Linked DNA regions of Homo sapiens: all the other regions are linked to region 3. A link is an interaction called in ENCODE POLR2A ChIA-PET data of the cell type or tissue named here. Cell type or tissue: CD4-positive, alpha-beta T cell. All regions are shown on one strand.

Region 1 (2,500 bases), 190 kb after region 3:
CCGGCCAACCCTTTGCTCATCTCCTGGGCAAGCTTGAAGCCCCTAGTTGCAAACCTCAGTCAATCCATCTCCTTAGTTGGATTGACTTAGTTACAGGATGAAACTTCCTTGTTCTGGGAGATAGATAAGAGCTGTGTTCCAGAGAAGGAGTGCAGTTGGCCTGGGAGCAGAGGAGCAGCCCTGGGAGCAGAGGAGCAGCCCTGGGGCACGGGGAAGGGAGGAGAGGATCCTGTGTTCCTAGGAAGGATGTGTCTATTACAGGGTGATATATTGTGCTTTGTTTTGAGAAGAAGATTTTAGTTTTACGGTGCGGATGTGGGTTTCAACACCATAATGGGTTAACTTCTGCACAGAAAATTTGAAAACTAGAGGCTTTGCTCCATCTTCAAAAATTTAATGAAAATGTATCTACTAGGTATTAAATCACTTCCCTGCTGCAAAGCTCAGCCCATCAGATTTTACAGAAGCTGTGGAGGATGAATTGTGTTCCAAGGACAGAGATGTATTCTGGCTTTCCACTGGGCCCAGCCACAACCTGAAGCCGGCAGAGGAGAGTCCTTCTCTCCCAGGTGTCCCCCACACCTGCAGGACACAGGGTGTGCCTTCAGGTCAGTCAAAAGAGGTCCTTTAAACTTTTTCATTTCTCAATATATTTGTTTAGACAGAAGACCCTTTTTACAGATGTAGTCACTGAGCCCTGAGGGCTGCCGTACCCAGGCCAAGGTCATGTGGACTTGAGGCCAGAAGGCACAGCAAGAGGACAGGAGGCCAGTTGTCTTTCTTTGGCACTGGAAGACTTCCCAGTGTTCTGGTTGTCCTAACACCAGTGTCTCTCCTCCATGTCCCTTAGCTAAGTGCTTTAATGGAGACAGAGCAACCCAGGATAGCCACACCAAAGGCCCTGGCCTCAGAGGCTCAGCCTGCTGCTGGCTGGGGAAGGTGGCTGACAGAGGCTTCCAGCCCCCAGCTCCCTACAGGTCGCTGTCCTATGGACTGGGCCAAACCTCCCTGGGCACACCCCACCCCTACCTCCCACCCAAACCAAGTGCGCAGTGCCCTGAGAGCCTGCACTGTGAGAGACAGCCTGAACTAGAATGGCCTGCTGAGCACTCTAACATCAAGACTCAATTGCTGCCTCCTCCCCGGGCCCCTCAGCGGGAACCGGTTGTTCTTGTGCTTCTATTGGAGCAACTAATTACATCTATTATTGGAACAATTAATTTGTTGTCCATGTGACTGTTCCACTGTGGGCTCCTGGAAGGCAGGACCTATTTCATGTACCTCTTTGTAACCCTAGATGGAAAGCAACTTGCCCAGCACAGGAGGGCCCAAGTGACGCTTTTCCCGTGCCACCCCTTCTCTGGGCAGTTTCCTTTAGGCGTGGTCCCCCTCCTGAGGCACCACAGTGCCACCCAGTGGCAGAATTGCAGTACTGAGCTCTCCGGGGAGGGCTCTTCTGCCCCACACCCTGCTGGGGGCTACTTACAGCAGGGGTTGAAGGCGAGTAAGGGGTCACCGTCCTGGCAGGGCCCTCCTGCATGCCACAACTAAGGTCCAAATGGGGTTGAAATGGCAGAGAAACACAGCCAGTGCCTTTGTGGGCTCCATGTATTGCGGTATCTGCTTGAGGCTCATGCGGTTTCTCTCCCTGTCCTTTTTTTTTGTAGAGACAGAGGTATCCCTATGTTGCCCAGGCTGGTCTTGAACTCCTGGGCTCAAGCAATCCTCTCACCTCGGACTCCCAAAGTTCTGGGATTACAGGCATGAGCCACCCCGCCCAGTCCTAGTTTGTATTATTATTCCTTAGAGAACAACACTGCTGGAGGCAAGGGGCATGTCTGATCCATTTTATCCTCACAGGCTGGTCTGTGGCAAAAACTTAAAAGTACTGCATCTATGCAATGCATAGGAACAGCCAGCCTTTGATTGGGTCTTAGCAGAGGGAGTCAGGGTGAAGCACATAGGGTCTGGCATGAGAAGACCTCCATCCCAGTCCTGCCTGACACTTTCTCACTGTGTGGCCGTGGGCATGTCCCACCCTTTTCTGGGCCTCAGTTTCCCCATTAGTAAGTCAAAGGAGTTGCACTAGACTGTTACAAGGCTGCTCTGATCCTCCTGGGACCTCAGGACTCCTGATCTCAGAGGATGGCCTAGTTTTTCTTCTCTGAACCATTCCTACCCTCAAGCCTTTTCCTCGGATTGGCAAGACTTAGTTACAGGATGAAACTTCCTTGTTCTGGGAGATAGATAAGAGCTGTGTTCCAGAGAAGGAGTGCAGTTGGCCTGGGAGCAGAGGAGCAGCCCTGGGGCATGGGGAAGGGAGGAGAGGATCCTGTGTTCCTAGGAAGGATGTGTCTATTACAGGGTGATGCCAGGGAGCAGAGATGCCTCAGGCCTGGATTCAGATGGAGAACAGAAAGGGGGCCCCAGCTGTGCCAAAAGGGGATAGGGCCACCACTACACACTAGAGGAGATGGACAGTGGGCGGGGAGAGTGGCAG
Region 2 (2,500 bases), 310 kb after region 3:
GGGAGAGCGAAGGAGAGCAGAGAAGTCTTCTCCGGACCGGGCATGGTGGCTCACACTTGGAATCCCAGCACTTTGGGAGGCTGGGGCAGGAGGATCGCCTGAGGTCGGGAGTTTGAGACCGCCGGGGCCAACATGGCGAAACCCCATCTCTACTAAAGATTCAAAAATTAGCCGGGCGTGGTGGCACCCACCTGTAATCCCAGCTACTCGGGAGGCTGAGGCAGGAGAATCGCCGGGAGGCCGAGGTTGCAGTGAGCCGAGACTGCACCATTGCACTCCAGCCTGGGCGACAGAATGAGACTCCATCTTCTCTGTGTCATGCCAGTGTGCGAGATTTGGCCGCAGCCATGGGGGTACAGAACAGCACATAAGGAGCCTAGACTCGGGAGCAGGTCCTATCCAGGCGCAGGGAGAAACCCCAGGGAAGTTTTCTCTGCCGCTGGAGCCCAGGGAGATGAGACAGGCACTGAGTCAGGGCAGGCCTTGCTTCGGGGCGCTGGTTCATGAAGCTCGCTCTGACAGCAGGGCTGAGTGTGGGCGGTCGAAGCGGCTTTTGCCCGAGACAGAGGCCGGTGCCACGGCCTGCTCTGCTCTCGAAGGCAAAGTGCCTCATCCATCCAGGCTGCGCTGTTCATGGACACCTTGTGTTCTGGGGATGGAATGAAGCACCCAGCACAGCGTCTGTCACACGGGAGGTGCCCTTCTCTGTCCCTACAGAGAAGGGGCAAGGATAGACGGTTCTGAGGTGAAAACTCCGCAGGGCGAGGTGGCATTTTGCAGTAGTGAAAAGCCTTAGATGGAGCAGTGGGAAGAGGCTGCCCCTGCAGAGACTGGGAACACAGGGAGGGGAGGCTGGAGAGGAGTTGGAGGAGAAGCGGCGGGTGGAGGCGAGGCCTTGCCGGGGCACAAGGAGGACATTTCCGTCTCTTCCTGGGGAGGCGCTTCTGGCACCTTCCGGGGCGGCCTCCGGCTGTCTTCGCCCAGCCCGCCAGGCGGCGTCAGGGCTCCGGGGGCGCGCGGCCAGCCCGCCCTGCGTCTCCTTCCTCCTCCTTCCCGGGCTGGGGCCCAGGCGAGCGAGACGGGCCGGAGCCGCGGGCCCCCGCGCCGTTCCCAGGCCGCGCAGACATTAACTCATTCCTGCCTAGGGGGAAAGAGGCGGCCGGGCGGGCGCGCGCTGGAGTCGGCCTGCCTCCACCTCCCTCTCCGGGAGGCCCGGCTGCCAAGCGGAGTCCGGGGGCGGCTGGCAGGCGGCCCCGTATGAAGTGGGGCGTGTGGTCCCGAGCCCCCCTCCGCTCCCCTTCCCTCCAGGCTCTTCGGATCCGGGCGTCAGAGAGGGCGGGGAGCCCGCGCGGGACCCGGAGCGCCGCGGCCGCAGCCGCAGCTCCCCCCGGGGCCTCCTCCGGGCCGAGGGCGGCGTTCGCAGGCCGGATCTTATCGCTGGCGCCCGAGGTGGGCGGCCGCTCCCCGGAACACCTGAGGCCCGGGAGGGGGCGGGCGGCGGCGGCGCGGAGACCCTGCGCGCGGGCCGGGGACGGTCACGTTGGCCCGCGGGCCGGGCGGCGGCCAGGCGCTTGCGGAGAGCCGGGCCCGGCCCGGCGTGAGTCAGAAATCACCTTGTTTAATTACATATCCCCGAGCCCGCCGAGTGCGATAGGGGACTTTTGAACTTGCCAATTAGAGATGAAATATCACCTTCTAATTTAGACTGGCTTAATTCCGTCACGCAAAAATAGCAACAGCCCCGGGGCTGCGAGATGGGATATCAGGTCTCTCCTGGCGTGACGGCGAGCCAGGCTGAAGGATGCAGAAGCTGAGGGCTGCGAAGCGCCACTGCCTGCTCGCCCCCCGACGGAGTCGGGGTTGCGACGGGGGAACGGAGCTGCCGGGCCGGGCCACCGAGGCCGGGGAGGTTCCTTCTCTGGGTGGGTTAGCCCCAAGCAAGGAAGCCGTCAAATCGGGGTCCAGATTCTAGCCTGCCTCTGTGAGACCTCTGTGTTGTGGGGGCTGGAAAAGAAAAGGAGGTGGATCCGGGAGTCTGTAAGGCCTTCCGATGGAGGGAAGCGACTGCCAGGCAGGGGGAATAGGGTTAGTATTGCTGGAGGGAGGCAGGAAAGGTGGGCCAGGGCCCTGTTTACTTGAAAGGGGGCGTACTAAAGCCTGTTTTGCTGCTTGGGGAGTTTCTAAGCGGGCATCTGCTGTTGAGTCTGGCAGCCTGAGCTCGTTTCGGCTAAGCAGTTCACCAGCTGGATGACTTGGAGGCAGCCATTTAAGCTCTCCAAGTCTCAGTTCCTCATCTGTAAAATGGACTTGCAAATATTATCTGCCTCCTTGGATTGCAGCGAGTAATAAGGCACGTAAAGGGCCTGGCATGTGGAAGCAGTCATTTTGGTGAAGGCAGCACCACGCAATAGAAATTTCCTATTAGCCACATTTTTAAAAAATAAAAGAAAGCAAGTTAAATTCATTTTAATATATTTTCTTTGACTACATATATTTAAGA
Region 3 (2,500 bases):
GAACCTGTAAGTATATAAATTGAAATAAAACAAATGACTAATTGGATTCTAATTCAGTTATTCCTGGTGTCCTTAAGAACCAGGATTCCCAGTGTGGAAGAAAAGAAATACAGGTGTAATCAAGAAGTCCTCCACTTAACGTAGTTACATCAGTATAAATTCCCAGTGTATTTTATCATATATGTAATTTACAGCTCCTCCATTGAAAAGACCTAGAAACAAAGATCAACCAAGAAGTGAAGAGGATTCCTAGCACCCCAAACTGGTAAGATGTCTTGTCATTCCAGATAACAAGGAAGTGTTCAAAGGCTACTAGGGTCACATCTAAAGGACCCAAGGATTAACCTGAAGGGCTCCAGCTGCCCAAAGAGGGGACAATTTGTATGTTACTACTGACAGTAACTGCAACGTATTGAAATCCATCTAGCACATTTAAATCCTTGGCATCGTGATGGTATATTTTTTTAACTCTTCATTTTGGGAGGATGACAGGGTAGCAATTCGTCATCTTGAAAACGGATAAATAAATGCAAAGAAACAAGCATTTACCCGCCTTTCCTCTGTGAACGGTTCCACTGGGTAACCAAATAGCAGATGAGGAGAAGAGTCTCTTTATAAAATCAACCCAGATGATAAATGAAAAATAAATTATATAATTAGTATATCACCATTTTCATCCCCCAGTGAATTAATGAATGTAAGCATTGGACATCGTCTCTCCTCAGATCTCAAAAAATAGAGACAACCAGACATTATGTGCCTCCTGACAAAACAGCACTCCACCACCTGGAGTCTCACCAAAAATCTTGAACCTGAGTCTGATCAAGCCTTTGGATCCAGCTGTCAATTTGCAGGAAATGCAGAAAACAGGGAGATGTGTTGAACTGCACCAGGAGAATGCAATCAGTGAAATCCAGACTAGAAATCTCTTCAGATTCTTCCAAGGATACATTGCAAGGAAAAGAAAGTGATGGAGAAAGAAACTACAAATTAAAGAGACTTAAAATATATTAACAAAATGAGCAAGTCTAATTTATAGCCTCTAGAGAGGCGAACTTGGGTGACAACAATTTTTTAAAAACTCGGGTAAGTAATTACTATGAAAGGCAGGAGAGTGGCTACTTTGGGAAGGAGGGAGTCGAGTGAAATCGGGAAGGAGCACGGGTAAGGTATTCTGGGGGAAAGTACTGTTTCTTGGCTTGGGTAGTGGTTACAAAGGTGTTCATTTGATAATAATTCACAAATCTTCACATTTGTGTGGCTTTCTGTGTATTGGCGATTGAATTCAAACTCAGAACTGCTAAGGCCAGCGCCCAAGGCAGCCGACCGCAGAGGCGGGTGGGCAGAGTGGATGAAAAGCAGGCGCTCGGGCCTCCAGGCCTGGCGGGGACAGGAATGTGTTCCGGGCCCCTTGCAGGAGACGCACTGCAGGGGGCGCTGCGGGCACACTGAGACCTCGGAGAGGATCACAGCTCCTGGACCTAGCCCGCGACGCGCCCAGAAGCCTCTATCGCATTCAACTCAGAGCACGACCGCTCGGGAGGAGCGGGCCCATCCAGCCCAGGGGAGGGACCAGGCCGACTTCCGCGCAATGAGCCCTAGGCGGCCGCGCAGCGGTGCAGTGGGCGCGGAGCTGGCAATCAGCGACGACCCGCGGCTGCGGCCCTGCGGGAGCTGCACCATGCGGTCCGGGGCGAGTCGGCTGACACGCGCGCTCACGGCGAGTGGAGCCGGGAATCCAGACCCCAGACGCACGGCCGAGGACCGGCAGAACCCGCTGGATTGGCAGCTCAGGAGCGGGAGGGCGGAGGCGGCGGGCGGGGCCGCTGGAGGCCTGCAATCCCAGCGCATCCCGGGGAAGACCGCCCGCCGGTGTCCGTGTGGCCCCGCGCTCCTGGGGTGGGGCCCGCCTCGTCACCCCGCCCCGTCTGTCTCCTGGTCTCGGCTCGCCGCCGCCTCCGATGAACCTTCTCGGCCTTCCGCCGAGCTCGCCTGAGCGCGCTCCTAACCTGGCTCTGGGCTCCGCCGCTGGTCGCACGGGGATTGTGTCGGCCTCGCCCCCTCCCGCTCCTCCCACACCCTCACCTTCCAGGCGGGGAGGAAGGGCTGCAGCCCCACGGCCGCCGGAACGCCCTCCCGACCCAGGGAGAATCAAGGCCAGGGCTCTCCACCGCCCCTTCCATATCCGGGTCCCCGAGGCGGGCTAGGGTCTGTGGTTTGGGGACAGAAGAGGTCGCGATTGGAGCTGGTGGGCTCCCCTAGGGGAGAGCAGGGAGTTGGAGACGCAGCTCGGCCGAGCTTTCCTTCGCCCACCCACTTTTCGGGTTGGAAGACTGAGGCAGCGGGCATGACTGGGGCCCCGCAGTGCCGGCGCCTCTGGAGGCAGAGAGAGCGCCTGGAAGGCGGCGCCGACGCCGCGGTGCGTCACTCGCCCACCTACTTACCAAAGCAGGTGACACTCGCAAACCCTGGCCCCGCGCCGCCCGCCCCAGGGTGCGGG

The links. ChIA-PET counts read pairs that join two places held together with the same protein. Peaks named below come from ENCODE experiments on the same cell type or tissue, not always from the same donor. Only the 100,000 strongest peaks of a DNase experiment are listed, where the experiment ranks them.
Region 1: POLR2A ChIA-PET joins it to region 3 with 52 read pairs; 21 of 35 experiments call an interaction of 5 or more read pairs at or near these places.
Region 2: POLR2A ChIA-PET joins it to region 3 with 10 read pairs; 3 of 35 experiments call an interaction of 5 or more read pairs at or near these places.

What each region holds. Positions count from the first base shown.
Region 1 is chr10:86,584,221-86,586,720 of GRCh38, forward strand. No RefSeq gene overlaps it. Among named protein-coding and RNA genes, the nearest start is that of WAPL-DT, 64 kb to the left of the region's middle. RefSeq lists enhancers at 510-1,011, 1,253-1,312. In CD4-positive, alpha-beta T cell, CTCF peaks have their summits at 1,415 (motif pointing left) and 1,614; a DNase peak (open chromatin) is centred at 1,411.
Region 2 is chr10:86,710,274-86,712,773 of GRCh38, forward strand. All of the region lies in intron 9 of LDB3 (LIM domain binding 3), which reads left to right. Among named protein-coding and RNA genes, the nearest start is that of LDB3, 43 kb to the left of the region's middle. RefSeq lists enhancers at 515-1,134, 1,135-1,754, 2,299-2,348 and a silencer at 869-1,558. In CD4-positive, alpha-beta T cell, a CTCF peak has its summit at 969; DNase peaks (open chromatin) are centred at 1,008 and 1,378; H3K4me3 peaks cover 1,893 bases; H3K27ac peaks cover 1,197 bases.
Region 3 is chr10:86,398,547-86,401,046 of GRCh38, forward strand. No RefSeq gene overlaps it. Among named protein-coding and RNA genes, the nearest start is that of GRID1, 33 kb to the left of the region's middle. RefSeq lists enhancers at 1,228-2,221, 1,285-1,334, 1,326-1,620, 1,425-1,474, 2,222-2,500 and silencers at 1,625-1,854, 1,865-1,914. In CD4-positive, alpha-beta T cell, CTCF peaks have their summits at 1,444 (motif pointing right) and 1,651; DNase peaks (open chromatin) are centred at 1,485, 2,055 and 2,415; H3K4me3 peaks cover 1,275 bases; H3K27ac peaks cover 918 bases.